Linked DNA regions of Mus musculus: regions 1, 2 and 3 are each linked to region 4. A link is a loop called in an ENCODE intact Hi-C map of the cell type or tissue named here. Cell type or tissue: left cerebral cortex. All regions are shown on one strand. Links, peaks and the distances in the headings refer to the core of each region. The heading gives the core; the rest is flanking DNA.

Region 1 (7,654 bases), core at 1,555-6,554, 110 kb after region 4:
GATCTCTGTCCCCAGCCCAGACCCTTGTCCTGGACTCAGTGGCCTTTAGAGATCACTCTGGATGTCCCCACAGGGACCCCTATAGGACACAGACAAACAGGCCCAGGGAAATAGATCAGAAGGGACAGAAAGAGTCCCAGAGAAGAGTCAGTTGGATTGGTCTAAAGAAAGGCAGTGTTGCCAGGCATGGTGGCACACGCCTTTAATCCCAGCATTTGGGAGACAGAGGCAGGTAGATTTCTGAGTTTGAGGTCAGCCTGGTCTACAGAGTGAGTTCTAGGACAGCTAGAGCTACACAGAGAAACCCTGTCTTGAAAAAAACAAAGACAAAAAAAAAAAAAAAAAAAAAAGAAAAGAAAAGAAAAGCAGTGCTGGGTGACTGGCTCTGGGTGAGGGAAGGGCCATAAAGTCCCTACTAGAGTCAGCCAGGGGACTGGGCAGTGGCAGGTGGAGGAAATGCCCTGGGAGTGTGCTGCTCTCAGGAAGTTGGATGCTGCTGTGTCATCCCCTTCCTTTTATTTATGACAGGGCCTCACTATGTAACCTTGGCCAGCCTGGAACTTACCTATTTAGACCAGGCTGGCCTCAGACACTCTGTCTCCTGAGTGTTAGAATTAAAGGCATGTGTCAACCACACCTGGCCCCCACGGAGTGTCTCAATCAGAGTGGCAACCCTAAGACTCCTTTCTTCTGGCCATGGGCACTTTCAGCCATACCTTGATGGGGAGGTGTGGGTAGGCCCACTGCTGGCCTCAGCATCACACAGGACCTGGAAGACTCTGTATGAGCAAGCACAGGCAGATGCCTGAAGGCCAGGACCCAACCTACTTTCATGGACCCTCTCTACTTTAAACTTGTTCATGGCTCCCCTACAGTTCCCTCCAGCCCCGTGTTCTCCACAGCTCTGACCCTCAGCTGACCTTGGCCAGCAGGCAAACCTAGTTGTATGTCTGGTGGCCCCTGACTGAGATGAGACTTGAAGCTCACAACTGCCCAATCTCTCCTCTCTCCCCTATGCCCTCCTTCCTGAAATACTTCGGTCTGTGCTCAAACCCCTACTCTCAGGGTCTTCTCAGATATCAAGAAGCACAGCTCAAGGGATCCCTGGAGCCTTCCTGACCCTTCAGTGGACCAACTATGCCCCCAAACAAGTGATGTCATCCTCCAGAGACCTTTCACTCAGATGGCCTGTGTCTCTCTCTACCTTTTTTTTTTTTTTTTTTGGCATGAGTTCTGTCTGCCCTGCTGGGTGTTCACAGATGACAGGGGTGGAGGGGGAGGACCATGGGGGTGTAGCAGTCAACACGTTATATATGACTGGGAAGAACTGAGAGCTCCCTGCACACACACACACACACACACACACACCAAGAGGAAGCAGCTCTGGGGAAACAAAGCTATTTAACTGGGACACCAAGAGCAGAAACTCAGTGCCCCCAGAAGCAAGGGGGGTAATCTTCATAATAGGGGACACCAGGTCGTGCGGGGTTCCCAGGCCACCTTTGCTTGTCTTTGGTTTGGCACAGGTGGGCCTTGGAATCATTACACAAACAGACCGAAGACTGTATCCCCAGATTCCTAGAAAACAGACACCTGTGACATTCCTCTGACGCTGCAAGGCACAGGGAATTTGGCCGAACATTCCACGTGTCCTGAGCTCCAACAGCCACAAATGTCTTTGCCCTGATGTCTTTGGATGAGTCATTTAGCGTCTGTGGGCCCCAGGCTCTGCTCCGCATCTGAGGACAATTTAGGTGCGGATGGTTCCCTTCTACAGATGGAATCTGATGCTTAAAGAGAAAACTCGTGCAAAAGGAAACTAAGTCTCGGTCTTCTGGGCTGCGGCCAAAGCGGCTCAGCCCCGTCCTTGTTTCCCCCTGGCCCTGCCCGGGTTGGGTTTGCATCCTTATAGGGACGTCTTTGAATGCACAGGATGCTTAACCGATCAACTGTCTCTGTCCTTTAAGGTGTTCTTCTGAGGAATTTTCAGGCAATCGCCACTCCCCACCCTTGTCAGGTCTTCCCAGAACCTTCTGTCTAGACAAACCCTGCTACATTGAGGCCAGCCCATCTCCTCCCTTTTGCCCACAAGGCAACCGGACTGGGAAGGCTGAGGTCGTCTCAGCAGAGGCTGTGGTTAGACAGGACTGAGGACTTCCTTCAGGGCCTGCAGGATGTTACTATTCTGGAAAGCAGCCAAAGTCCTTGGACCGATGCACTTCCGGGAAGAGCCAGGTCCATCTGCTTAGACCAGTCTTTTGCTGCAGTGAATCACCTGGGCAGTTATCCTGGGGGACCCTCCTGGGTCCTGTTTAAACCCAATGCACATCTCCTGAGATCACAAACACAGCAAACAGGAGTAGAGTCACAGCAGTACTTCAGCCAGAGGATACGGGTCACCAACCAGACATATGCTGCCGTCTCCATGTTGAGTACTTCCTCGGGGGTAGAAAGGGCTGATCCCCTTAGTCTCCAAGCCGACAGAGCTTCCTGATCAACCGATTCAACATTACTGAGTCCACTGTGTGTCAGGCACTGTCTAGACGTATGAGCAAGATGGTCCCTGCCTATCCCATATGAAGCAGCACCTGGCCCATCCCTGTTCTCAAATACAGCTCGTTGCTTATCTCTGATGCATTTTTATGGCCTATTCTTAGCAGAGTATAAGCTCCAGGGAAAAGGGACCTCAACTGTCCCTTCTCACCGGGTGTGATGCCCAAGAACTCAGTGGAGGAAAAAAAAAAACCAAACAAACAAACCCGGCAGGCTGCCAAAACAGGGCTGATAAATAAACTGACATGGAGCTCAGAGGCAGGGCAGACACACACACTTCAGAGCCATATAGAAATAGGAAGCACACAGGCACAGGCAGGATGATTGTCCCTGTCAGAGTCCTTTAAGCCAACTCTGAGCTGTTCTTTTCTTGCCCACTAGCCCCTGGGGCTGGAGTCACTCTTGTCCTGGGACCTTCCTAGGTAACAGCTGCAGACAAAGCTGATGTTAAGTTTTTTTGGAGACAGTCTCTCTGGGTAGCCCTGGCAGTCTTGGAACTCGCTGTGTAGACCGGGCTGCTTCTTGGGATTAAAGACCTGTGCTACCAGTCAATTCTCTCTCTCTCTCTCTTGCATATATGTGTGTCTGTGTGTATATTACTGGAATGAAGATGCCCTCAGAGGTCAGAAGAGTCACAAACATGCATAGTGAACTAAACTCAGGCTCTCTGGAAGAGCAGCAAACACTGTAGGCTGCTGAGCCATCTCTCCAGCCTGTTAACTGTTTTGTTGGTGGTGGTGTCGTCGTGTCGTGTCGTGTCCCCCCCCCCCACCCCCCAGAAAGGGTTTCTCTTTGTAGCCCTGGCTGTCCTGGAACTCACTCTGTAGACCAGGCTGGCCTCGAACTCAGAAATCCACCTGCCTCTGCCTCCCAAGTGCTGGGATTAAAGGTTGTGCACCACCATGCCCGGCTGTTAACTGTTTTGAGCTCCTTCTTTGGTGAATAGGCATCTCCCATCTCTCCTCCACCCTTGACTTGGTAGTATCCCACCTCTGTGCTTCCTTAAATGCTGTTTTTTTCTCTCTGCAATGCCCATCCTCATACCTTCCCAGAAAATTCCAATCTCCTTTCACAACCCAACCCAAACAGTACACTCCCCTTGTAGGCTTCCTCAGGAGAAAAGCACCCCTACCCAGGGGCAGTAATCCTAATTCACCTATGTTTGCCAACCTTTAAAAAGAAAGATACAAAAAGAAAAAAGAAAAAAGAAAAGAAAAACAAAGATACATTCGTGGGCAGGCAAGATAGCTCAGAGGGCATTTGCTAACAAGCCCTCCGACTTAAATTCAATCCCCAAAACCACCCAAATGGCGGAAGGATAGAAATGATTCCCGCGGGTTGTTCTCCGACCTCCCTACACAGGCTACATCTCACACCTACTCCTCCAAAAAAAAAAAAAAAAAAAAAAGGAAATTACTTTTTAAAACTCATGGAGTGGAGGTCAACGCTCCAGAGGCTGGATCTTTTTCTGGCTCCACGACCTTCCCCAACCCCCACCATGGCTCCTCCCAAGTTCCGCCCCTCACTCCCGCTTGGATGGGTGCGAAGAAACCGAGTTTCTTCCTTCAGGCTAGGAACTGGTAGTTAGTGTCAGGCCACTAGAGCTTCCACCCGAAGGGCCCTGTGCAGGGCAGTAAGGTGGGGGGACCTGGCTGTCCACGCCACGCCCCTTTACCCGAGGGAGGACAAGTACCCAGGTCCAGCCACGCCCTTCCACAGGGTTGGAATCCCCCGCAGGTCCTTCCCCTCCCCCTCGGGCCCCGCCCCCCGCCCCGAGGGTCCCGCCTCGCGTCCAGACCTCCGGACTTCCTCCAGGGCTCCGCCGGACCCGGGCCCGCCTCCCAATCGAGAACCCCGCCCCTCTCCCTCTGGCCACACCTTCTTTCCCCTAGAGCCCCTTCCTGTTGCCCGAACCACTTCTGAGTCTGGGTGCCTTAACCAGCGTTGGTCCTTTCACCGTCAGCAGGTCGCCAGGCCGGTGGCCCGGACAGAGCAGCTTCCTGCGCTCGGGCTAGCGACAGGCACTACCCAGCAGGCGGTGACGCTGCGGGCTCAGTAGTCTCCCCGGCTTCCGCGAGAGGCGGGCTCCAAAGAGGCCCAGCGGTGGTAGTCCTACAAGTACAGCTTCTGGTCCAGGCATTTCGGGATGGATCACTTCGGGAGATACAAGGGAGAAAGGAGTCGCCATGGGTTGAGGTCGCTGTGTTCGACCTAGAAAGATAGGCACCCGGAGAGGAATTGGAAACTCCGGCTTCCCCCACCCCCACTTGCCTCTTCCCAAGGACCTGGGCACCTTCCTCCAACCTCGAGACCTGCTGCCAGGTCAAGGTGTTTTATCCAGTGACATTCTCCTTCAGTGCTCACTGGGACAGAAAAAAGTTCACCAAGAAGTGAGCAGTCTCAATGAATAGCTTCATGTCCAGTCCTCTTGACCCGGGGTTGGACTATTTAATTAATACATGCGGTCTGAAAGCCCGTAGTACCCCCGGGCCCGTTGCTTTTAGCTGGAGACATCGGGTCAGGTGGCTGAGGGGGTTAGGGTAGGGTTGATCTTTGGTGGGCACCCCACCCCAACCCCCCACCAGAATCTTCAACTTTCCCCAAGATAGGCCCTCAGTCCCTTAGGCCCACGGCCTTTAGGAAGGGTGGAGTTGAGAGCAGGAAAGCCTGAAGAAAGACACACACACCCTACCTACGCAGAGGCCTTCAGCCTCTATTCCCACAACCCTGTCATTGTGTTTACAGGGGCCCACATCTCAGAGGCCTTCTCCGACCGTATAGTTCCAAACACATCCGACGCTGAAGAACAGAGAGACTCCATGATAATTCCCTTCTGTACCATTCTAAGTTTCAAATTTCTCTCATCTGCCGGCCCGTGATGGCACACGCCTTTAATGCCGGCACTCAGGGGCAGAGGCAGGCGGATCTTTAAGTTCGAGGCCAGCCTGGTCTACAGAGTGAGTTCCAGGAGAGCCAGGGCTACACAGGAAAACCCTGTCTTGGGGTGGGGGTGGGGACCCCAAACCCTCCATCTGTTCTAATTCACTCTTTTTTCTGAAGAATGCACTGAGGTTTGGGGAGGGATAGCAGAAGACAAAGGCTAGAACAAGTCTGTGTGCCCTTGACCTGGTTGAAGCACTGCGCTTAGGACTCTGAGCTCAGGCTGGGTCTGGCTTCCTGATCCGGAGATTCTGAGGACTGTCCGGGCCTAGCTCCCTTCTGCACACCGCCAATATGGACTATTTAACCCCTTGTGACTCACGCAGGCTTCAGAGGAGAGTGGGCAGCTCCTCTGAGCCCCCAGAGTCCAGCACAGGTCCCGACTTGCCCTCCCCTCACCCCAATTGCATAGCCAGATTTAGGGATCGCTTTTCTCTCCTTGGACTGCCTCCCTCTCCCAGTTCCTTCTTTGTTCCTTGGTTGAGCCTCTCCAAGATGGCTCCTTCCCATCAGCAAACAGGCTCTGGTCCTGCTTCTCTCTGAGGGAACAGAAAACCTTCCTTGGCCCCTCCTTTCTCTAGCTCCCAGTCAGGTCAACATTCTTGGCTGTTGCACTTCCCCTCAGCCCCTGCTGCAATCTGGTTTCCTCCCAGACCATTCCCTGGGAACTGCTCCTGAAGGCCATCGCTGACCTCCTTGTTGCTAAATCCGAGGGATGCCTGGAGTCTTTATCTGACTTGACCCCACAGCGGTGGCTGACTGGACACTCACACAGTGAGAACCTCCCTCCCACTTGAGATACTTTGGGGCCCTCCCCTTGTTTTGGGGGACACTCTGGGCTCCTTTTCTTGCTATCTTACTAGCTTTTGTCTTAGTAACATTCCTGGGCAAGCCTGGGTTCCCATGCCTTCAGTGTGTGTCAGAGAGCTGGTCTCTGCCCACCCCCCTACCTGACTCCCGGAGGCTTCCAGGGTGGTGTGACCACAACAGTCACACTCCGGCATCGCACCAGTTATGATCTCCCAGTTATGGCCTCCCTTAGAAATACTTGCTTGAACCAGAAGTCTAAACTTGGGTCTTTTTATTATTGCTATTATTATTCATTTATATCAAATGTATATAGTGTTTTACCTGCATGTATATCTGTGCTCCACTGTTTGCCTGGTGCCCATGGAGACCAGAAGAGGATATTGGGTGCCCTGTAAACTTCGACTGCTGAGTGGGTCCTGGAGATTAAATGTGGGTCCTCTGGAAGAGCATTTAGTGCTCTGAACTGCTGAGCCACCTCCCCAGCCCAGCATCTTAAATGAACTGTATAAAGTACAGGTGACTGATATCCATCCATCCATCCATCCATCCATCCATCCATCCATCCATCTATCTATCTATCTATCTATCTATCTATCTATCTATCTATCTATCTATCTATCTATCGACAGAATCTGAGGGTTAAAAGTATATACACATGACTATTTTCTGTTTGCTTGGTTGGTTTTTGTTTTTCCCGGATAGGGTTTCCCTATATAACCCTGGCTGTTCTGGAACTTGCTCTGTAGATCAGTCTGGCCTTGAACTCAGCCGTCTGTCTGCCTGTGCCTCCTGGGCTACTAGGATATGCCACCACCCCATGGCTTGGCTCTACATTTTCATCGTCAAGCAACTAGAAAGACTGGCATCTCTAGCTTTCTCTTGTGCAAGCTTCCACTTGGCCCAAGGGTCTGTTACCTGATGGGAGGGGCCCCCAACAGTCTCCTATCTCTGCCGACATCCTTCATCCTCCTACATGACTGTCCCAGTAGGGCAGCCAGGATTGTTCTTCCAAAGCACGTGTGCACCCAGTGTGTCTTTTCTACCCCTCTACCCAGTTACTGTCCCCCACCCCTCTCCTCTCCTACAGTCTCTTCAGCACTAAATTCACACACAATTCTAGTGCCTGGTCGTTTCCCACCTCCACGACGTGCTTTCCTGTGTAAGTAATTTCTGACCCCTAGTCAGGCCATTTAGTTGTGTTAGTCCCTCTGCCAGTCTAACAGGGCCTTGCTTGCTAGTCATTAGCTAGTCTAGTCCACAGACTTAGGCACCCTCCAGCTCCAGGCCCCAGCAATGTTAGGGTGAACATAGCAGAGCCCCATACCTCAGTGAGTACACAGACATGGGCTAA
Region 2 (7,654 bases), core at 1,404-6,403, 95 kb after region 4:
CAGGCGGATTTCTGAGTTCAAAGCCAGCCAGGGCTACACAGAGAAACCCTGTCTTGGAAAACCGGAAAAAAAAAAAAAAAGAAGAAGAAGAAAGCTCTTGGCCGCAGAAAGACTTTATCTCAAAAAGACAAAGCAGAACAGATTAAAACTTTGTATGTGTCCTAGTTTGTTCTGTCTTCTCTTTTTTTAAGTGGGTAAGCAGACCCAGAGAAAGCAAGCTTTCTATGCGTTTCCATGGGCCCGGTGGTGGCCGTGTCTTTATCTTCACTGTTCTCTCCCGTTGCCCGCAGAGCTGCCCTACAACGACTACTTTGAATACTTTGGACCGGATTTCAAGCTTCACATCAGCCCTTCCAACATGACCAACCAGAACACTAACGAGTACCTGGAGAAGATCAAGTGAGTGTGCTGCCAAGTTGTCTCAGTTTAACAGGCCAGTTTCTGACTTGTCTCTGACTACTACAGCCCATCCACCCTCTCTCCTGTAGGCAGCGTCTCTTTGAGAACTTGAGGATGCTGCCCCATGCCCCTGGGGTCCAGATGCAGGCCATCCCTGAGGATGCCATCCCCGAAGAGAGTGGGGATGAAGATGAGGAGGACCCTGACAAACGCATCTCCAGTAAGACTAGCTCCAGGGGCCTGTCCCCTGCTTAGTAGGGAGCTCTGCACTTCCCTTCCTCCTTTTCCCATCTCCAAGCTGCCCAGCTGTGTGCAAACATTTGTTTTGAGACCCCTTGCCTCCACCCGGCTTGGTAGCTTTCCTTGGTGTCTTGATGAGGGGTGCTGGGGATGGAACCCGGGGTCTTCTCATCCAGGCAGGTACTCTGCCACTCAGTATCTGTGGCAGGAAGGCACTGGGCCCCTTGCTCTCATACCAATGTTTCTCTCTCTGCTGCCTCCCAGTCTGCTCCTCTGACAAACGCATTGCCTGTGAGGAAGAGTTCTCGGACTCAGATGAGGAGGGAGAAGGTGGTCGCAAGAACTCTTCTAACTTCAAAAAAGCCAAAAGAGTTAAAACAGAGGATGAGAAAGAGAAAGATCCTGAAGAGAAAAAAGGTGAGTTTGGATTAGATCAGGAAGGAGCTGACCCAGACCCAGCCAGCTCCTTTGGAGCTTAAACTGGAGGTTTGAGTCTTGAGTCTTTCAGTGGCTCCTAGAGGTGGTGAGAACCACAGAACAGTGACAGTGACACTCTTGGTCTCTGCTGGCTGACTGACCCTGGCTCACATACCACCCAAGCCCTTTTCCCAGTTTCCCAGGGGGCTGCCTCTGCCTGTGTTCTTGCTGAAACAGGCTGGGAAACCGGTCTGACCTGTTTTCAGCCAACCTCACCAGAGGACCTGGGATAGGCTTTTCTCATTTTTCTATAACCAGTGAACTGTGGTATTGAAGAAGGGGTTTCAGGATAGAGGAGTCCGACTACCTGAGAAGCCTTCAAGCATACCTGTTCTCTTATTTTCTAGAAGTCACAGAAGAAGAGAAAACCAAGGAGGAGAAGCCAGAAGCCAAAGGGTGAGGAAAGGGGCTGGTGGCTCTCTGTAGCACTAGAGCATCATCACCTTCTGTGTCCTACCTCTGTGAGAGGGAAGGAAGAGCAGGGACAGCTGCTGGTCCAGCCTACAGAGAGAGGCCTCTTTAAGGGTGGAGTCTGTATGTCTCTGCCCAGTTCCCAGCAGTCACCTGGGCAGCCAGGGTCTATGGAAGTCACTATAGCCATGTTTGTGCTTCAGGGCCACTAGCATGAGTTTTCTCATGCCTGTCTGTTCTCTCTGCAGGGTCAAAGAAGAGGTCAAGTTGGCCTGAGCAAGGTCTGCAGCCCCATCTTCTCCCCAAGTTCCTCACTTCTCAGATTTTATATTTTCTATTCCTCTGTGTATTTATATAAAATATATTAACTATAACGTCCCCAGGGACCAGAGCACAGGGCAGTGGTGCTAGGAGGGCTCTTCCCAGAGCGACCTTGTCCATCCTGCCACCCCCCTCCCCCCATTTGCGTGGAAAGAAAACAACCAGAAGAGAAAAATCCTGAACTGCCAAGTGCCTGCTTAGGAGCTCTGCTAAGATGCCCCTGTTAAACTTTTTAGGAGGGGTCTGGGTCTCCTAGGACCCCTTTTCAGGCTTGGGTAATAGCAGCCATTTTTAGATTGGTTCTGTTTATACCTTCCCACCCATCTTGGGCAAACAAAAAAACTTATATTGCCTGTCTTCCCCCAATTCTGTAGGTGGAGGTTGATAGCCTAGCTTCCTTTTTGAGATATTTTCATTTTGTGAAACTCTTTGTAATAAAACAGCTCATTTCTATACCCTCGGCCCTGGTTGGTTTAAGTTCTTCCCCGTCTCTTGTGGGGCGTCACTTGCAGACCTACCTGCCTTTGTCCTCCAGGTCGGTGCAGTCCTCTTACCCACACCCCAGAAGACCACTCAATGAAACATCACTAAAGGGACGACATTTATTCCTTTTCCAAATGTTACAGTAAATCCGGGTGGAAGAATGGTTTTAGCAGTTAGAAAAAAAAAAAGTACAAATCTGGGGTTTGGCCATTAAAAGTTATTTACAACAATGGGAGGGGGAAAAAAAAAGACAACAAGAAGTTGTTTCACATTACAGACCTCCCTCCCTCCTGAAGCCTAACACTTGCTTATCAAGTCAGAGACATGGTTGATTTCACAAGCTGGAGGTTTGAACTTGAGTAAGACATTTATAAAAACCCAGATGGGGCAATGTCCTCCCCAGCCCAGGTGCCACTAGGCACAGCACAAGAGACTAAGAATTCAACAGGGGAAAGGCTGGACACTCAGGGTTTGGGAGTATAAGCCCCCACTTCTGGCTCAGGGGGTTGAGAAGCAGGATAAACAAAACGAACTTGGAAAAGAATTGGAAACCCAGCAATTGCCTTCTGCAGGGATGGGGCTCGGGAAAGAGGTAGGGACAGGGCATCTCACATCACTAACCTAACTTGGGAAACCGTAAGGGACCATCTTCAACTGGCCTTAAGAGTAAGACCAAATGGCTGATGGGAGAATCCACAGGAGGGCGAAAAGGGAGCGTGGCTGGGAGGGGGCAACAAGCCCCTTCCTTTCTGGGCACAGGAAGGCAGCCAGGGCACAAGGTCCAGGCAGTGACCTCACAAGGACAGCACAGTTTTTGCAGCTTAGAGATCACCCACCTGTCCCCACCCCTACTCATTCTGCTCAGCACTGGCAGGTGTGGGGCCACTCTCTGGGCCCGAGGGAGTGGATGGCTCTGCAGCCTGGGGCCCTGCCTCCTCTTCTGTGTCTCCTTCCTTGGAGGCAGCACTAGCCTCTGCCCCCTTGGCCTGGGGCTCTTGGCTCTCAGGGGTGGCAGCGGCCTTCCCTTCTTGGGCAGTGCCCTCGTCGCTGCAGGCGCTCATCTCGCCCTGCTCCTGCTCTTCCTCTGTTGGCGAGGAGGCTGAGGAATCACCCCCACCCTCCTTCCGATTTCTCTTGAAGGACAGGCCACTCAATTTGAAAGGCTTCTTGAAAGAGAATTTCTTCTTCTTCTTGGGGGTCTCCTTGGGGGCGACCTCCCCCTTGGCCTCAGCTTCCTGGCTAGGGGGCGCTGGCTCGATGGCATCACCAGTAGCCCCAGCTGCCTCATCTGTTCCGTTCACGGGTGGTGACTCCCCTTCACCCTTGGGGGTTAAGTCTCCATTGCTTCTCACGTGGCCATTCTCCTGCGGGGCAGAGGGGACAGCAGTGAGGGCCCGGGCCCTTCTTCCCCTCCCCCAGCCCGCTTCTGGCCCCTCGCAGGCCACCGCCGACATCCAAAGGCAACCAAGTCTGGCTTTGGCCTCACTCCCATCCAACATCACCCTCACCCCTCACAGGCGCGCAGGGACGAGCGCAGCCAGCAGGAGGCGCTGGGGTTCGGGCCCCCACCCCCCTCCCGCGGGGCGCGCTCTCTATTTTCCGCGCGGAACCTCACCGGGCCTGGATCCTTCGCCGGCGGGCCAGCCTTGCCCAGCACTACTGGGCGGGAAGCAGCCCTGGGGCGCTGCCTCCCCGCACCTGGACGGCCTATTTTCCCAGGCTTGCGCTTTGTGTGATCAGCCCCCACCCACCCCAGAGTCTCCCCGCATCTCTGCTCCCCACCGCTTCAAAAGCCACCGCGGGCTGCCGGGATCGGGGCTCCAGATGGGGCGCCCTGGGCGCCGAGTACCATCCCCACGGCCCTAGACGCCCCCTTGGTGCGGCCTAGCAGCGCCTTTGTTCCCGCGCGGCCTTCGGGGCGGCCTGGGGGCAGCGCCCGCGGGCCGGGCGCGAACAAAGAAGGCGACGAGCCCGGCCGGCGCCCCCTCCCGCCCCTCCCCTCGTTCGCCCGCGGGGGCTGCGGCGCCGAGAACAAAGGGACCGGGCGGGGGAGGGGGCGCCGCGTGTCCCGGGCCGGACAAAGCGCGCGGCCCCGGCCCTGGGCCCCAGAGGGGGCGAGGCCGGCGGGCTGGGGGCCGGGATCCGCCGCTCCGAGCGCACTCACCTGTCCGTTGGCCTTCGCGGGGGAAGCGCCCGCTGCCTCCTCGGCGGTCACGTCGCCCCGGGGAGCCTTAGAGCTCTGGCTGCCCATGATGGGGGTCTGCTGGGGGCGCCCGGAGCCGCCCCGCGCTGGCGCCGCAGGGGATAGTTCGGCTGGGACGGCCCGGCGGGCAGAGGGGTGGGGCTGCGTCCGAGGGGGAGGGGTACGGGGGGCAAAGCGCACTGCACCCCCGCTCCGCAGCCGACCCGCTAGCTGCGCCCACTGCTGCTGCGCTCCGCGCCAGAATGCCGCCCGCCGCCCGCCGAGCCGCCTATATGTACGCGCCCGAGGCTCGGGGCGGGGCCGGACATTTAAATGAGCACCCAATCCGGGGTGGAGGCGGGGTCGGGCCCGGGTTCCTCTCGTGCAGTGGGCAGTGCCAAGCTGTCTGGTTCCCCCATCACTTGGGACGACCAGGGGCAAGTAGGGTTCAGTGTGGAAATGAGAGAGGTTCCCGGTCGGTCCGGGAGATGGACTGGGAGGAGGCCGTCGATGAAGAAGCACTCAGTCATCCCCAGCCCACTTTCAGCCTAACTCATACTTCACAGTGGAGAGGCCCCCAGTCCCTGGTTCTACACTGGCTCCTTGAACTCTTGGAAGGGCTCACATGTCCAGACTCGTCAGACGGCTGGTGCTGAGTTACACTCTAGAAATTTGTCCAAAACTCACGCGCCCGGACACAAACACACACCCACACACACACACATACCCTGAGTTCGGCGCCCCCTCAGGCCAGAATTCAAGTCCCACCCACGTCCCTGTCAGTCTATGTGCTGTGCGGCCACCCTGGGGGGCTGACCTAACTCAGGTCAAAATGGAGATCCAACAAGTCGGTTTTCTCAGTCTGTTGGTGGCAGCTCTTACTCCTCACAACCTAAATCCATCACCAGGTCTCTGTCTCTGTCTCTCTCTGTCTCCCCACTGCCGTGTGTGTGTGTGTGCGTGTGTGTGTGTGTGTGTGTGTGTGTGTGTGTGTGTGTGTGTGTTTGTGTGTGTGTGTCTTTGACCAGAAGGCATTGCATCTTCATCCCCCTTTGTAAGCAAAGAGCCTGGGGCGCAGAGATGTTTAAGTATACCTGACTTAGGCCTGGCTTCCCTCCCCTCGAGTCTGTGACCATACACTGAGACTTCCACATATAGGTAGGTACCATAAAGCCAGGGAGGCTCAACAGACTCCAAATACCCCTTCCTGAATGTGACAGGAATCGTTTGGATTTCTTCCACAACTGTGGCACACTATTAGGGATAAACCCCCAAACCTACCCTGTTTGAAGACCTGGTCCTTCTCTGTTTCCTTCTTTGGACCAGGTAGGCCAGTTAGAATCCCAGAGTCCTTGGCTGAGCCTATATATGTTTTCCGATGTGTACAGCTACTTCCTCTTGTCCCCCAATAGGAAAGGCTTCAGGCTAGAGGAAGCCGAAGGTTGTGAAAGAAAGGCTGATGTCCTGAACAGCTCAACCAATATGTCCCTCTGTCCTAGGAGAGGCCTCCTGGGAGACCAGAAGCTGTAAGGTGCAAACAACCCCAGGGCCTGAGAAATCAGGGAACTGCACACAGATGTGACCATAGCGGGATGAGGTGGTGTCCACATTCTGTGTTTACTCCTGTGCCCATTCCCACCCTGACTCTGATGCTACAGGACTGTCTTCTCATTTCACCCCCAGCTCAGAAGAGGAAAGTGACGTGTCCCAAGAAAACAGCAGCTACCGGTAGCAGCATAGGGTGAAAAAAAAAAAAAAACCCTTAGGAATTTCCTATTGAGAAATGGGGCTGTCAGATGAGGGTGAGAAGCAAGAAGAGAATTATTTGGGGACAGGGAAGGTCACAGTGTTCCCACTGCAGGTCACTCACAGAACAGCAGCTCTCTCTACCTGTTACCACTAAGGGATGGTTGTTCTGACCTGCTCTCTGTCTCAGCCACAATAAGAGACCCACAGTGCTGCCAGGCGCTGCCTGTACTAGCTAGCAGGACTCAGATGGAGTGTGTGTGTGAGTCCTTGGGGAGGGGGGTTGAGGTCAGAGGTTAGGAGGAGATCTCAAGGCTCCTGTTCTCCAGGCACTGCCTGGTGGGGACAGAGACAAGTCTCTGGGAAGATTCCAGGAGGGAAGAACACCAGGGCTAAAGACCCCGAGGCTCTAGAGCCCCTAAGAGCCTGGGTCCCAGGGAAGGTTCTACATCTTCCCTGAACATCCCTGGAGGCTGAGGTGGGGGTGCCAGGGTCTCAGCAAATCTAGGTCCTAGCAGCATCTGACCTCTGGGAAAGGGAAGCTTGCTGGGGCTGTGGAGGCAGAGTACAGCAGCCCCCACACTGCGGCTCTTTTCTCCCAGCTGCTGCCAACCCGGACAATGTACCCATTGTTCCGGGACGCTGAGCCTGTCTGCAACTGTGTGTCTGTTTGCTGTGTGTGACTTCTTCTTATGGCTTTGTGATTGTGTGACTTTGTGATTTTGTGTGTGTGTGAAAGAGGGAGAGAGAGAGAAAGAGAGAGAGAGACCCTACGTAGGTACATTTGTTACTGTATGTTTTGTGAGTCTGCATCTTTGATCTTTGTTAGAGAGCTTTGGTGACAGCTGGTGACTCTTGGAGACTTCCAGGGTGAATTCTTGGCCTTCCTGGAAACGGCATGTTGGTAACTGTTGGTGAGTGTATGCTGGGAACTGGGCTGAGTGTATATGAGGCTGAGGAAGAGACTGAAGACTGGCTATTTTTTGTGAAACTCTTCCCAGGGGGGCTTGTGTGCATTAGGGAACCATGGAAACTGTGGTAGACTGTCCCAGTTAACTTGAGGATCTGGAGGGGTCACTGGAGTAGAGAAAACTTCAACTGAAGAGTTGCCTAATTCAGACTGACCTGTGGGCATGTCTCTGGGCTTCTGCTCTGAGGCTAGAGAGGGTTCCTTGATTGCTAAGTATGTGTGCGAGCCCAGCCCACTGTGAGTGGTACCCTCCCTAAGCAGTTGCTCTTGACTTGTGTAGGAAAACTAACTGAGCATGCGCCAGCCAGCAAGCTGCATTCTTTGGTGGGTTTGGCTGCAAGCCCCTGCCTGAATTCTCGCCCTGACTTGCCTCAGTTGTGGACCGTGACCTAGGGGTTATAAGTCAAATAAACCCTTTCTTCTTC
Region 3 (7,654 bases), core at 1,422-6,421, 66 kb after region 4:
CAGAGGCAGACGCAGACAGATTTCTGAGTTCGAGGCCAGCCTGGTCTACAAATTAAGTTCCAGGATAGCCAGGGCTATACAGAGAAACCCTGTCTCGAAAAACCAAAAAAAAAAAAAAAAAAAAAAAAAAAGAAATGGTTTGTGTGGTCACACAAAGACAGCACTTGAGATAAGGTCAACTCTCTTTGTAGATTTATTTTTATATCTGTAAATGTTTTGCCTGCAAGTCTGTATGTGAGTACCATGTGTGTATCTAGTGCCCTTGGAAGCAGATGTTGGAAATGAAGTTAGGGATAATTGTGTGCCACCATGGGGTGCTGGGAACAGTCTTCTGTGCGAGCAGCAAGTGCTCCTAACAGCTGAGACATCAGTCTAAACTACCATGTCTACTACTAAAGTGTGTGTGTGTGTGTGTGTGTGTGTGTGTGTGTGAAGATCATATATATGCTCTAAAAGGTTAGATCACAGCTGCTGCCCTGTAGAACAGATGAGTCACAGCTTGTGTCCTATCTAGAACTTTCTCTCAGATGCTCCTAGCATGTTGTACGATGGTACAACAGGATTTATTTCCTAGCTTATGGCTTTATAGCCAATCTAGCACTGCTACTGGCCCAAGCTCAGAGATCCCCTCCCATCTAAAGCCAGACATCTCTTACCTTTAAAGTAAGTGCAAGGACCGTTCTTTGTTCTGTTGACTTCTGCCTGATCTCTTATCCTAATGTCCCGGAGCTAGGAAGGCCCAGCACTCCTAAAGGACATTTCACCCGAAAAACAAACAAATAAAGAGAGAAACCCTGAGTTGGGGTGAGAGTCGGGATAAATGAAAGTCTGACCTTTTTACAAAAGTGTGTATATATGTGTGTGTGTTTGTGTGTGTGCGCGTGCTCAGACGTGCATGTCATGGTGGAGTCTTGGTGTAAAACTGCATATCCCCAGAGTCAGAGGACAACGTTAGAGAGTCAGTCCTGTCTTTCTACCTTGTGGGTCTTGAGCAGCAAACTCGTATCCTCAAATTTAAGACAAGGACCTTTACCAAAGAAGCTCAGGCCAGCATTCTTTTTTTTTTTTTTTTTTTTTTTTTTTTTTTTTTTTGAGACAGGGTTTCTCTGTGTAGCCCTGGCTGTCCTGGAACTCACTTTGTAGACCAGGCTGGCCTCGAACTCAGAAATCCGCCTGCTTCTGCCTCCCGAGTGCCCAGGCCAGCATTCTTTACCCCTCTGATCCAACTTCACTTCACCTAAACAGTAAGTGTGAATGAGTTACCTCCCTTTTATACGCGGCCATCAGTTTTTTTTCTCTTTCTTTTTCTTTTTCTTTTTCTCTTTCTTTTTCTTCCTTTCTTTCTTTCTTTCTTTCTTTCTTTCTTTCTTTCTTTCTTTCTTTCTTTCTTTCTTTCTTTCTTTCTTTCTTTCTTTCTTTCTTCCTTCCTTCCTTCCTTCCTTCCTTCCTTTCTTTCTTTCTTTCTTTCTTTCTTTCTTTTTTTTTTTTTTTGGTTTTTCGAGACAGGGTTTCTCTGTATAGCTCTGGCTGTCCTGGAACTCACTTTCTAGACCTTGAACTGGCTGGCCTTGAACTCAGAAATCCATCTGCCTCTGCCTCCCAAGTGCTGGGATTAAAGGCGTGTGCCACCACCACCCGGCTTCAGGGCCTCTTGAAGAATAGTCAGTGCTCCTAACCGCTGAACCATCTCCCCAGCCCCAGTGGTAGAGATTTTTGTGCTAAGGTTGGAGAACCTTAACCTTGGATAAAGCCTTATGTATGCTTAGCCAACGCTCCACCAGTTTTGACATTAGGGACACCTCCAGTCCAAGAAGGCTTCGTTTGTTTGCTCTTGCTTTGTGGCCTGGCTCCCCTGAACTCCTGACTTTCCTATATTTGGGTCCTGAGCGCCAGGATTACAGACATGCCCAACAGGGTTCAGTATTTTCACCTGCATTTTAAAAATAAGTGAATTCACTTAGCTAATTTCTAAAACTGGGAAGATTTTATATGTAAAACTCTAGATCTGGGCTGTCTCTTCAACAATGAGAGGTTTGGTTTCCTGGGTTTGTCTGTCCTAGTGGAGCAAGTACTGGCCATCCAGTTTAGTTGTGACATGAGTTTTCCATCCCTGCCAGGGTCCCTTCCACCCACTACTATCCTAAGCCAAGTGTTAATAGCTATTTATCACCAAACTTGGTGCTGCTGTTCTTGGGATAAAGAGGAAAGTAAAGAAAGAAAATTTTTAAAAAATCAAAAATTAAAAAAAAAAGTCTGAGCTTAAAAAGTTAAACTCAGAGATGGCAGTATGTTTGATCAAAAAAGCAAGAGGTCATATATTCCTGTAAGGAAGTTAAAAGCTCCAAGCTTTAAAATGAGCAAACAAACAATATCTGAGCCATAAGAATATAAACTCATTCATTTATACCACGTGCCTGGCCTCTGCGGGCATGTGAGGTTGTAACCCTTGCTCTACATCTTACAAATGCTTCAATACCCATGATTCTGTCCTATAGTGGGTACTGTGGACAGCCATGGAGTGGGGAAACTTTGGAGTCCTCTTCTGTCTACACTGCAAAGATGGGAAAGGAGGCCTAGAAATGATGAGGAGACCCACCTAAAGCCAGAAGAGTAGCAGGGGTGTAGAAATGGAAGTCTGTGTCCTGGCCCTCTGCCATCACACAGCCTCCCTGTCACTAAAGGCCCTGTGCAATTCCCAAGGGAGTGACGCTGAGCATACAAGGGCTGGGGGTTGTGGTGCAAGCCTCAATCCCAGCTTTTCAGAACAGGGCTTCATTGTGTAGCTCTGGCTGTCTTGGAACTCACTATGTAGACTAGGGTGGCTTCCATTCACAGAGATCTACAGTCCAGTGCTGGTATTAAACTCGTGTGCTACTATGTCCAACTGTTGTAGGAAACAAACAAACAAACAAACAAACCCCAAAAAACAAAAAACTCAGCACAGAGCCTTTTGGTGGATCAATAATGGCTACTTGAAGATTGACGGATTCAGGTTTTGTAGGAGCATGGGAGATGGTGGTTTTCTGCCATTTAGACACTCCCAGACATTTGTCAATGTGTAAGGACAATTTTGGGTGTCACAGTAAGGGCGTGTGTGGGGTGTTGCTACTGGTATAGAAGAAGGCCAAGCAGTCAATTAACATCTAAAAGGCCCGAAGACAGCCCCTACAACAAAGAGTGTAAGTAATTCAAGGTTAAGAAATTTTGCTGGCATGGCTTGAGGGTGGGGGAGTGGTGAAGGTCTTTTTTTTTGTTGTTGTTGTTGGTTCCCCCCCCACCCCCCAGACACGGTTTCTCTGTATAGCCACGTCTGTCCTGGAACTCACTGTGTAGACCAGGCTGGCCTCAAATTTAGAAATCAGCCTGCCTCTGCCTCTCAAGTGTTGGGATTAAAGACATATGCCACCCACTCTGGGGATAGAGGCAGGCAGATTTCTGAGTCGAAGACTCAGTTGAAATAAGGAGATCTGACGCCCTTCTGGTCTGGTGTGTGTCTGAAGGCAGCTACAGTGTACTTAATAAATAAATAAATAAATAAATAAATCTTTAAAAAAAAAAAAGGCAGGTGTGGTGGGGCATGCCTTTAATCACAGCACTCCGGAGGCAGAGGCAGGCAGATGTCTGAGTTCGAGCCCAGCCTGGTCTACAAAGTGAGTTCCAGGACAGCCAGGGCTATACAGAGAAACCCTATCTTGAAAAACAAACAAACAAACAAAAAAGCAAAAACAAACGAAGAAACAACCCCGCCCCCCCACCCCCACGTCCCCCCCAAACAACAACTTAGGCTTTCAGTTTAGAAAAATTAAGTTCTGGGTAGGTGAGATGGTTGCTGCCACCATGCCTGACCCAAATTTTCTGGATGGATCGCCCCGCCCCCACCCAGAGCCATTACATAGGAACACTCCCTCCAACACTCCCTCCAGTAAATTAAAAACTAAACACCAAGTTCTGTTACTTTGTCACAGTGCTCGGGCATATTGGATTTTGTCTTTTTTTAAAAAAAATATGTACAATTGGAGACGGAATTTAATTTGTAACACTGAATAAGCTCTTCAGCTTTACCTGTAAAATTGTTTTGTTATTTTTTGAGACATGCTTTCACTACGGAGAGCAAGTTGGCCTCAGATTACAGAGATCTTCCTGACTCTGCCTCCTGAGTGCTGGGATCAAAGACATAGCAACCACGCCCAACTGAAAACGAGCTTTGACATTAAAAAAGAAAAGTCCGTCAGAACTTATGAGCACATAAAGGTCTTGCCCCACTACAGTAGGCCTCTGGATATTTTCTTTCTGTTCCTTGCCATTCATTTCTCTCTCCAGTTCTAATCCAGACCAAACCTAGTCTTTTAGCTGCGTGACCTTGCGCAAGCATCTTTCCCCGGGAAGCCTCGGCGTATTCTCGGTAAAACGAGAAAGTTGGCCTCTGATCTTTGCACACGCTCCCAACTGTGAAGCGGGCTGCAGAGTTTACGGAGCCGACTCCCTCTCCCGGGACTCGATGGTACGGCCCCCGGTCTCCCCCACCCCTCCGCGCCGGACTTTGGTACAGGCCCAGGGGGCCCGCGGTGGCTTCTCTAAGCTGCCCTTGCCCCCCGCCGAGTTCCGGGCCCGACCCCGCGCATGCCGATTGGTTAGAGTGAGGCCCGGGCTGTGCGGCTATAGGTGATCCCGGGGGTGGGCGGGGCTTCGAGGCCGGCCCCTCCCCCTGGTCGGACGCCGTAAGGAGCCGCGGGCGGGCGGGCGGACAGACTGACGGGAGGGCCGGGCGGCGAGCAAGATGGCGCAGACTCAGGGCACCAAGAGGAAAGTCTGTTACTACTACGACGGTGAGCTGCGGGTGGGCGGCGCGGGCCGGGCGTTGGGGAAAGGCTGGGGGAGGAGGCTGGGAGGAGGCTGAAGCCCCGGGGAGGCTGAGGGAAAGTCGAGGCTGAAGGAGGAGGTTGGAGAGAGGAAGTCGAGGCTGAGGCCGGAGATGAGGTGGGGGTCGTGGAAGGGGTAGTCTGCGGTAATCCCGGTGGCGGAGATTCTCGGGGAATCCGACCTGAAGTTGGAGTGGGATTCCTGGAGGGAAGCCTAAGTGGCGGCGGGGATCGGAATATGATGGAGACGGTTTGCCTGGATATCTTCCCCTGCTGAGAATACAAAGGTTTTTCACTGTCCCCATTCACTCTCTCTCTTTTTCTTTCTTTCTTTTGGTGAGTTCTGCAGGACTGGCCACTCATCCCCTCCCCCACTCCATCCCCCAAGTCTATGAGTAGGGCCTGCAGTTGCTAGTTGGGAAATGGGGCTCCCCGGGGATGCAAGAAGAGAGGTGCATGAAACTTGTTAAAACGACTTTTCATTGAGCCAGCGCGAGCATCTTACTCTGTCCTGGGTTGTGTTTCTGTTGGGGCTGGAGGGCTCATCGAGGCACATTTCCTGTGTTGAGTTCCCGTCTGAAGGGGGAGCTAGACAATGTCACAGGTATCTTTCGGTGTTAGCGCTGGGACAAGGGAATGTGGGGTGGAGGAGAACACAGCAGGAGCCTCAGCCCAACCTGAGAGGAGCAGGTTGTGTGTCAGTGCTTAGGACCCAAGAACTGGAGTTACAAGCCAGGCCCTGGCAAGTGGAGCCAACAGCAGGGGGAGGGGACAGCACCTTTATCTGAGAAAGGGTCTCACAGTGTAACTCAGCTGGTCTTGGATTAAGCCCCTTCTTCTTACTCTTGACTCCAGGCTTACACCACTTGGTCCAGCATTTGTGTTTTGGGAATAGCAGTTGAGTTGTTCAGGGGACATCTAGCCAGCCAGCCAGTAGGCGGTTGGCTGTTTAGATCTGAAATTTAGAAGACAGATATTTTTTGGTAATTGTCGGTATAAAATAATTCAGATAGTAATTTTAGCTGGATTAGAAAAGGGTGTTATAACTCCAGTTGTAGAGGGTGAAGAGCTATGTTGATACTTTTTTTTTTTTTTTGGAAATGGCCTCTGTGTAACCCTGGCTAGCCTGGAACTCACTTTGTAGACCAGGTTTGCTTCCTACTGGAAGAGATTTATCCTACCCCCCTCCCGAGTGCTAGGATTAAAGGCATGTGCCACAACCCTGGCCTGTTTTAATTCTGAAGAAGTGGACTAAGAAGGTTCAGTGGTCCTGATTGCTCTTTCACTATGCTGTCTTTCAACTGTTAGCCACATTCCTGTTTCAGTCTTTCCCAGTGCTGTGGGGTGACGGAGCCACCAAGCCTGGTGTCTTCTTGTTTCTGTTCTGTTTTGTTTTTAAGGCAGGGTCTGTCTCTAACAGCCCTAGCTGTCCTGGAAGTTGCTTTGTAGACCAACTAGGCTGGCCTCTGAACTCAGAGAGATCCCCCTGCCTCTGCCTCCTGAGTATTAAAGGGGTGCACCACTGTCTAGCAGCCTCATTTTTTGTTTCGGTTCTTTTTGTTTGTTTGGTTTGGTTTGGTTTGGTTTTGGTTTTTTGAGACAGTTTCTCTGCGTAGCCCTGGCTGTCCTGGAACTTACTCTCTAGACCAGGCTGGCCTCAAACTTAGAAATCCGTCTGCCTCTGGCCACCAAGTGCTGGGAATTTTTTTTCTTCTTCTTGTTTTTTGTAGATAATACATTTCTTGGAGAAAAGTCTCCTTATCTCCACTTCCTAAAAGATTGGGTAGTATAATAGGCATAATTTTTTTAAAGAATTATTTATTTTATGTATGTGAGCACACTGTAGATGTCTTTAGACACACCAGATCTCATTACAGATGGTTGTGAGCCACCATGTGGTTGCTGGGAAACGAACCCAGGACCTCTGGAAGATCAGTATGTGCTCCCAACTGGTGAGCCATCTCTCCAGCCCCATAATTTTTTTTGAGATTATAATAGAATTACATAATTTCCCCTCCTTTTCTCTCTTTTTTTCTTCAAGACAGGATTTCTCTGTATAGCCCTGGCTGTCCTGAAACTGGTGCTGTAGACCACTAGATTGTTCTTGGACTCACAGAGATCCTCCTTTCTCTGCCTCTCAGGTGCTGGGATTAAAGGCCAGCCCTAATACTTCCTTGCAGAGGTTTTCCTTGCTTTGTTAACTGGAGAAAGCAGGGCCCTGAGAGATGGCTCAGTAGTTGGTAGTGTGTACAGCCCTTGCAGAGGACAAAGCTCAGTTCCTAGCATCCACCTTGGGAGGCTCACAGATGCCTGTGACTCCAGCTACAGGGACCCAGCGCCCTCTTCTGGCTTCCACACCGCCCTGCACTCACGGGTACATCCATACCACACACACACACCAGTTTAGAGCATTTCCTACTGAGATGCTGCGCTCAATTCCCAGGGCCCCCCACAGCCACTTGTAACTCCAGTTGGAAGGAATCCAGTGACCTCTTCGCGCTTCAAGTGCTAGATGGGAATGTGGTGCTTGGACATACATGCAGGCAAAACTTCACACACACAAAAGACTGTCCTAGAACTGGTCTATTAGACGAGGCAGCTGTGAACTCAAGGAGATCTGCCACCTAGTTTTCCTGCTGGGACTAAAGCCTGCACTAATGGGGAAGTGCTGGGAGGGATTGGGGCGGAAGCTAGATTGGAGAGAAGAGGATACTTTAGCTTGCAATTTTTTGATTGATTGGTTTTTTGAGACAGGGTTTCTCTGTGTAGCCCTGGCTGTCCTGGAACTCACTCTG
Region 4 (7,654 bases), core at 1,837-6,836:
ACTGCTTAGCTCTCTCCAGCCTCGCGCACGCGCACGTGTGTGTGTGTGTATGCGTACTAATATTCATTATGGTTTGTGCACAGGTCAGGACACCTTGCCAGAGTCAGTTCTTTTCTTCCTCCATGTAGGCCCTAAGGTGGTCAGGCTTGGCAACAAAATAGCTTTGTGTCTGCAGCCCTGAGCTGCTGCTGCAATCCCCACCATCACCAGACACTAAATGTGCCTACCACTTAGCATCTGAAACTCCTGTTAGATTAGGGTCATCTCTGCAAGATGAGACTGTGCAAGATGAGACTGTCTTCCTTAGCAGGAGAACAGTGAGATCAGAGCTTCCAACTCAGCCTGAGCCTCCACGTCTGCTCTGAGAGCTCAGTGGAGGAGTTTACTATAGGGAAGGAACAAGGTGTCTGGACTCAGTCACTTCCTGTGTAATCTTGAAAAAGTCGCTTCTTTGACTATTATACAAAAAAAAAAAAGTCACCTCATGCATGACTGGGGAATTTCTGGACTAAAGTAAGATACTTCATGCTTGCCTTTGGCCTCCAACCGTGGTGTACCTAAAGTCCACCTGAATTTACAGCCTTACTCGGTACTCAGAGACCCTAAGTCAGGCTCAGATATCTACATTCCTGGTTCAAAAAGAGAGTGCTCGGGCTGGTGAGATGGCTCAGTGATTAAGAGCACCGTTTGTTTTTCTGAAGGTCCTGAGTTCAAATCCCAGCAACCACATGGTGGATCTGTAATGAGATCTGATGCCCTCTTCTGGCACATCTAAAGACAGCTACAGTGTACTTATGTATAATAATAATTCTTTCTTTAAAAAAAAAGAAAGTGCTCCAGTGAGGAGGGATGCTTAGGATGCTGGGAAGCTACTGGAAGATTGCCTCACCCTGCAGAGGACAGTCCCAGCCTAAGGGAGAGTCAGATGTTTAGCTGTACCAGGAAGAAGTATGAAGAGATGACTGTTTGCTGTGGCGGGTGGGCAGGAGGTCAAATGAAAGAATCTGGAGGCAGGCTAATAACTACTGTAGGCCCATAATCCTCGCACATGGTACACAGAGGTAGGAGGGTCCGAAGTTGAAGATCATCTTCCACTACACTCAGAGTAGAGGCTAACCTGGGGAAATTCCACCCTCCCATCTCAGTCTCACTTTCTAACTCTGGCTAGCCTGGATCTCACTAGGTAGATCAGGCGGCTCTCAAGCTCAGAGATCCCCCTGCCACTGCCTCTGGAGTGCTAGGACTGTTTTTGTTTTGAGACAGGTTCTTATCTATATAACCTTGGCTGTCCTAATTCTCACTCCATAGACCAGGCTGCCCTTGAACACAAAGATCCACCTGCCTCTGCCTCCCAGATCTGAGGTTAAAGGTGTGTGCCACCAATGCCTAGTCAAAGGAGTGCTAGAATTAAAGGCATATGCCACCATACCCATTGCAAAGTTGTCAAGGGAAAGGTCAGCCTGCAGAATAGACTCCGCAGAGCAGCCATGATGATGATAGAGTCTTGGCTTTGATGGGTATAAACCTGGATGGCAAAGGTTTACACTTTCTTAAGGTGACCTAGGACCTATCTGTCCTTTCAGCTATTTGCCTCCTGGAATGAAACACCCAGGTGGAAAGACTAGGCAACAACATGTAAGTCTGGGGGGCCACTGTCTGTAGCCTCTCTCGTCCCATCCCTGGGACTGCTCGAATTTTGAACAGGGTTCTGGAAGCAGCAAGAGTTGTGATTTCAGGGGGCACATCACACTCACTCTAGAACCTGCTGCTGTCCTGGGTTGTGGGACTTGAGGACACTATCCCTGGCTCAGTCCCAGTCTTTTACGTAATCTCCAGGCCATGGTCCCCAAAGGAATAAGTAAATGGTAAGACACAAGGGCAGAAGACAGGAGTTATGTGACCCAGGAAGCACAGATGCTCCTGTCAGAAAGGTGTGACCAGACTCATCCCTGCTCACTACTCTCCTGCACAAGTTTGGGTCCTGCCTGCTCAGCCCATGTTTAGAACCACCCAGTCTCAACCAAAGTCCTGAACTTCTGACTTGAAGAGCTGACTTGGTTTCAGGAGCCTCCTGTGTCTCAGCGCCCATGTGATGGGGTCTTTGGACAGTGGTTGCCAGCAGACGCCCCCTGCTACATCCAGTGAGTGCCAACCTCAGAGAGCAGGGGGGTGATGGGGGGTGTAGACTTGTGCCTCCCTGAGGCCAAGAAAGTAGGAGTAGGCTCTTTTTTCAGGAGCTCCAATTCCAATAGAAAGATTAAAAACCCAACATGAGAATGGTTCTTGGACCATTTGGTTCTTGCACCCCTTTCACACAGGAGTCTCGGGGATCCTTCCCCTTACTTGGCTGTTCTCTGTCTCAGTGTGTTCAGGAACGGGGACCTGCTAAGTCCCCCCTTTAGTCTAAAGCTGTCCCAGACTGCCATCCAGGACTGGGACACGGTGTTGAAGCTGCTCAGTGAGAAGGTTACGTTACAGAGTGGGGCTGTACACAAGTGAGTATAGGACAAGGGGCAATGTTACACGGTGGGGCTGTACACAAGTGAACATGGGGGGGGGGCTGTACACAGTGAGCAGGGGGGGCTGTACACAGTGAGCACGGGGTGGGGGGTGAGGGGGGGCTGTACACGAGTATGGAACAAGGGAGAATGCACCCTAAGGAACGCCACTGTGTGTGTCTGCTCCTGGGGAGGGTGTGTGCTGTCCAGCAGGCCTTCCTCCTATGCCCCTGAGGACAGCTATGTCCATGTCAAGTCCCATGACCCAGGACAGCTGCGTTTCCTAACCCAGCCCTTCTAGTCAGGGCAGAGCCTATGTTGACTGTTGCCTGGAGGACCAGACTCAGGTCCTCTGCTGGAGCACAGTGCCTACTGGGTAGGAAGTTGCCTTTCACCCACCAGCTCTTTCTTGTTACCTCTCCTCACAGACTCTGCACCCTCGAGGGGCTTCCACTGTCCACAGGGACTGCTCTGGTGAACGGCCATTACTACGTGGCTGTTGGAGAAGAAGAATTCAAGGCCCTGCCCTATATGGAGCTGCTGGTGCCCAGCCCCTCTCTGTCCAGGGGCTGCTGGTAGGTTTGTCTGAGGTGGAGGATCACAGGAAGTGAGTGCCCTCTGACCCACCTCTAACCTCCCCTTCACTGCAGGTGTCCTCCAGGCCTGAAGTACAAAGCCCACAGGAAGAGGGTAGGTGTCAACCGGAACACCCGCACACCACACCCCATGCACCTGCTCAGCAAGCCTGAAAAGCCAGGATTCCATCCCTCCCCCCTTCCTTGGGGTGGGAACTCAAGTTCTCAAGCCTAGGCAAAAAGGCCTCCTCACGAGGCTGGGTGTTGGAACTGGCTACTGGGCAGAGCAGGGCCCAACCTTCCACTCACGGCCCTGTTCCAGGCCTCTGTTCCTCCAGATGAGCCAGTGCATATGTGGCCCAAGAGTAGAAAGCAGCCTGGTTTCACTGGGCATCTCTGAATGCCAGCGTCAATTCAACTATTTCTGGATAGACAGCCTGGTAGGAATGAAGGCAGGCAGGCTGCAGGCTATGAAGAAGGCACACGGCCTCTCCCAAGCTTGCACAGGCAGCAAGGCACACCGAAGCGTAGACTGGGAAGTGAGAAAGATGAAAACATACGAAGCTCTAACCCAGTGTCCCATCTATAGGTCCAGGGCTACAAGGCCTCAGCAGCCCAGCCTTTTCCAAAGGAGCCAGGGGAAACTGGGCCATCCACTTTCTATGCCAGGCCCCAGCAGCCCTGGAGCAAGCTCCCTGCTCTCTCATCTCCATCAGGTGAGGGGGCCCTGGGGCTGGCCCTTTGCATCAGCACCTGTGCTTACACAAACTAGGAAAGCTCTCACATTAGTCCCCCTCTGACGTGAGAGGATGGGCCTTGCTGCTGCTGGGAGATGTCTGCAGCAGAATGAGTCAGCAGAGCTATGTGCCACCCCTCTACCTGCATGTCCCTTGCTTCTATTTCCGTCTGTATTCACTGTTGTGTGTACACACGCACATGGGCACATGCAGGCCATGGCCATGTAGAGGTCAGAGGACAACTCTGTGGAGTCAGTTCCCTCCTTCCACCGTCACACAGGCAGTCACCCTCCGAGGCGTTGGCGAATGTGGACACAGCTGCGGGGAACCAACTGGTGTAGCAGGTGAAGGCACAGGAGCCTGAGGGCCCTACAGCCTGGGCATCGGCCAATGCTGCCTCTTTATTAGGAGTTACGGGAGTGTATGGGGCTCCATACCCGAGGAAGGAGACGGCTGGGGCTCAGGAAGTGAATGAGGATGAGAACACACGCACAGAGGAGCCTGTGGATCAGGTAAGCCCATCACATGGACACCAGGGAGCCTTAAGATGGGCAGAGATCTGAGCTAAAGTCTGGGCTCCAAGGCTCGTCTTCCTGGTGGCTAAGCAGATCTAAATCTGAAAGCCTGGCTTCCTGTTTCCCTTGTGAGGCGTTCAAATATCCAGTAGTCGCCTTTCCTGGTTGGGGACCTCTGGCAGTCCATGCAAATTGGGCACACACATAGCTCTGTATGTCTCCACACATCCACCAGAGGGCAGCAGAGACAGCAGAAGAGGCCTTGTCTGCGCAACACCAGCCTGGGCCTGAAGCTGTAGCCCCAACCTCCGCCCATGCTCCTCCATCTTAAGAGCTGGGAGCTCCAGATACAAACTGGGGGACAACCACTCCCAGCCACCTCTGTCCCCAGCCCTCAGCAACCTGTTCTGGAGAAGCCATGCCTCCTGGGCTCACAGTAGGTGTGGCCTCCTCAGTCACAGGCCCACAGGCAGGTTCTGTGGAGGCTACCTCCTCATGTGATCCTGCCAGAGACACTGCATACTCAACACAAATAAAACATTTGCTAAGCTTTGTTTGCTGTAGATTTATTGAAAGCTGCTGCTGGCCAGATGTTTGCTGCAGCTAGGTGGTGTCCGGCACACAGCTGTCTACTTGCGGGGCTGACAGTTGAGCATTTTGCCCAGGGCCAGCTTGTTTTTCTTCCATCTGACATTCTGATGTAACTTCTGTCCCCAAATCCCACCTTCAGCCAGCCAAAGCACTGTAATGGAGCTGTGGAGGCTTCTGGCCATTCCTGGTTGAGACTGCAGCCAGCCCTTTCCATGTAATGGAGGCGCTGTGTGAGGATGCTGACAGTCTACAGCAGGTAACGGAGGCTGAGTAACAGCTGCCTGAGGTGGCAGCAGGAAGACAAAGATGGCAGCTGAGGGTGGCTGTACAGTCTCCAGTGCTAAATCCTTTTAATGCTTTTCTTCTTTTTGGTTTTCCAAGACAGGGTTTCTCTGTGTAGCCCTGGCTGTCCTGGAACTTGCTTTGTAGACCAGGCTGACCTCAAACTCACAGAGATCCACCTGCCTCTGCCTCCTGAGTGATTAATGGAGTATACCACCATGCCTGGCTCCAGTGCTAAATCTCAACCGTGGAACCCACTAAAGGTTACAAAACCTTCCCAGTGCTGCCCTTCGTCTTGTTTGTTTGTTTTGGGTTTTTTTTTTTTTTTGGTTTTTCGAGACAGGGTTCTCTGTATAGCCCTGGCTGTCCTGGACTCACTCTGTAGACCAGGCTGGCCTGGAACTCAGAAATCCGCCTGCCTCTGCCTCCCAAGTGCTGGGATTAAAGGCGTGCGCCACCACGCCCGGCTTTGCTTGTTTTTTTGAGGCAGGGTTTCTGTGTAGCCTTGGCACTATGGAGAGTATGTTTCTTATTGTGGCCCCTGAGATAGACATGATCTGAGAGATGAGAGAGGCCAGCTGGCCAATCATTCTGCCTACACCTTGGGCCCAGCATCCACCGAGCACAGCAGAGCTGACGGTCGGGGTTGGCCCACTCAGGAGTGCGACGGTTGGCCCTGGGTCTTGCTCACCGAGCTTGTGATGCACACGGTGATCCCTGTGATGGTGAGCACCATGCCAGCCACTGCTTCTGCGATAAAGAACCCGTCAAGGGGTTGGGGTCAGTGGGGCCAAGGAAGAAGACAAGATGGTGACCCCTGGTCCTGGTTCTCATCCCAGCCCCTGCCCCCAGATTGCTCAGGGAAAGGAGACTGCGGGCCACAAGCAAGCAGGAGAGCTGTGGTAGAACAAAGGGCAACGTGAGGGAAGGCCTCTCCTCACCACCCATGGGAGTCAGAATCGGGAAAATGTTCATGTATGCCAAGGCCCAAGCAACCATGCCCTGACGTGCAGCCACCCAACTTACCTTTCCCACCAATATCTTCTCCAAGGACCTTCCCAACAATCAGTGTAAAGACGATGGCCAGAGAGTTGCAGATGGGCACAGCTAACGTCAGATCTGAGCAATTAGAACAAGAAAAATTCCTAGAATGTCTTTCTCAGGATAAAATATTTGCAGCATGCCCTCTTCCCTCTCCTCTTCATCACAGTTGGTCACCACAAGATAGTCACAGTGACACATTTTTGTTTTGGTTTTGGTTTTTGGTTTTCCAGGGTTTCTCTGTAGCCCTGGCTGTCCTGGAACTCACTCTGTAGACCAGGCTGGCCTCGAACTCAGAAATCCGCCTGCCTCTGCCTCCCAAGTGCTGGGATTAAAGGCGTGCACCACCACGCCTGGCAAAAAAAGACACATTTTTAATTCAATCACTCTGGAAGCAGAAGCAGGCCGATCTCCGAGTTCAGGCCAGCCTGTTTTCCTCAGGAGTTCCCGGACAGCTGGGCTACATAGCAACATTCTATCTGGAAAAGAAATAAAACTATGACACATGAAGCAGATGCTGAGAAACAGAGCTACAATCCCAGCCACAAGGAGGCTGAGGCAGGAAGATCAAGTTTGAGGTCAGCCTGGGCCACATAGCAGGAATACTAAAAAGTATGGGACGCATACTGGGGACACACTTGGTCAGTAAAGAGCCTGCTAAGCGCAGAGATCTGTGTCTGGCTCACCCCAGCACTTGTGTGGAGGTTGGGAAAGGTCGGACAGTGGCCTGTACAGGAAACCAGGAGTCTTGGGGAGAGAACGAGTCAGACAAGGTGCTTGGGAGCCTCAGCTCTGACTTAGGACCTTCTTTCTTTACACAGGCTTCACAGAACACAGACAGACACTGATTAACCAGGAAGTACGGATTATGTGTTTGAGTTTTTCATTACATGTCCAGGGTAACAGGTTCAGTCACAACTAGAAAATACAAACAGTTGCCGGGCAGTGGTGACGCACGGCTTTAATCCCAGCACTTGGGAGGCAGAGGCAGGCAGATTTCTGAGTTCGAGGCCAGCCTGGTCTACAAAGTGAGTTCCAGGACAGCCAGGGCTACACAGAGAAACCCTGTCTCGAAAAAAAAAAAGAGAGAGAGAGAAGAAAATACAAACAGAACAGATTTTACTGTTCTTGGCCCTATAACTCCGATTTAAAGAATCTAAAGAATGCCTCAAAGCAAACGTTTCTTATATGACAGCCTGCTTTAGGCTGGAAGTGTTTAAAGTTTTTTTTATTTATTTATTTATTTATTTATTTATTTATTTATTTATTTATTTATTATATGTAAAGTACACTGTAGCTATCTTCAGATGCACCAGAAGAGGGCATCTGATCTCATTACGGGTGGTTGTGAGCCACCATGTGGTTGCTGGGATTTGAACTTCCAACCTTCGGAAGAGCAGTCGGGTGCTCTTACC

The links. Hi-C counts contacts between places; a loop is a spot of excess contacts. Peaks named below come from ENCODE experiments on the same cell type or tissue, not always from the same donor. Only the 100,000 strongest peaks of a DNase experiment are listed, where the experiment ranks them.
Region 1: a loop joins it to region 4, with 2.3 times the contacts of the local background. A loop is called at or near these places in 11 of 42 quality-filtered maps.
Region 2: a loop joins it to region 4, with 2.3 times the contacts of the local background. A loop is called at or near these places in 2 of 42 quality-filtered maps.
Region 3: it touches region 4 in a loop (2.1-fold over the local background); 21 of 42 quality-filtered maps call a loop at or near these places.

The regions. Positions count from the first base shown.
Region 1 is chr4:129,497,626-129,505,279 of GRCm38, reverse strand. No RefSeq gene overlaps it. Among named protein-coding and RNA genes, the nearest start is that of Fam229a, 10 kb to the right of the region's middle. In left cerebral cortex, for the core only: no CTCF peak of the experiment used is centred there; DNase peaks (open chromatin) are centred at 1,728, 2,232 and 4,425; H3K4me3 peaks cover 1,249 bases; H3K27ac peaks cover 985 bases.
Region 2 is chr4:129,510,758-129,518,411 of GRCm38, reverse strand. It overlaps Marcksl1 (MARCKS-like 1), which reads right to left and starts at 4,831. Exons shown (of 2, transcript NM_010807.4): 1 at 4,496-4,831; 2 at 2,431-3,695. The coding sequence starts at 4,582. The coding sequence ends at 3,180. It overlaps Hdac1 (histone deacetylase 1), which reads left to right. Exons shown (of 14, transcript NM_008228.2): 10 at 291-399; 11 at 489-619; 12 at 904-1,056; 13 at 1,464-1,512; 14 at 1,776-2,308. The coding sequence ends at 1,803. In left cerebral cortex, for the core only: a CTCF peak has its summit at 3,842 (motif pointing right); DNase peaks (open chromatin) are centred at 3,460, 3,845 and 4,868; H3K4me3 peaks cover 1,320 bases; H3K27ac peaks cover 1,348 bases.
Region 3 is chr4:129,539,753-129,547,406 of GRCm38, reverse strand. Hdac1 (histone deacetylase 1) reads left to right here and starts at 4,761. Exons shown (of 14, transcript NM_008228.2): 1 at 4,761-4,826. The coding sequence starts at 4,778. In left cerebral cortex, for the core only: a CTCF peak has its summit at 4,458; DNase peaks (open chromatin) are centred at 4,636 and 5,379; H3K4me3 peaks cover 1,640 bases; H3K27ac peaks cover 951 bases.
Region 4 is chr4:129,605,750-129,613,403 of GRCm38, reverse strand. Tmem234 (transmembrane protein 234) reads right to left here. Exons shown (of 5, transcript NM_029748.3): 4 at 6,225-6,317; 5 at 4,875-5,948. The coding sequence ends at 5,854. Dcdc2b (doublecortin domain containing 2b) reads left to right here. Exons shown (of 7, transcript NM_001195730.2): 2 at 2,319-2,495; 3 at 2,927-3,073; 4 at 3,149-3,188; 5 at 3,663-3,789; 6 at 4,219-4,322; 7 at 5,056-5,474. The coding sequence ends at 5,073. Among named protein-coding and RNA genes, the nearest start is that of Dcdc2b, 4.7 kb to the left of the region's middle. In left cerebral cortex, for the core only: a CTCF peak has its summit at 4,554 (motif pointing right); DNase peaks (open chromatin) are centred at 3,989, 4,194, 4,575 and 5,026; H3K27ac peaks cover 828 bases.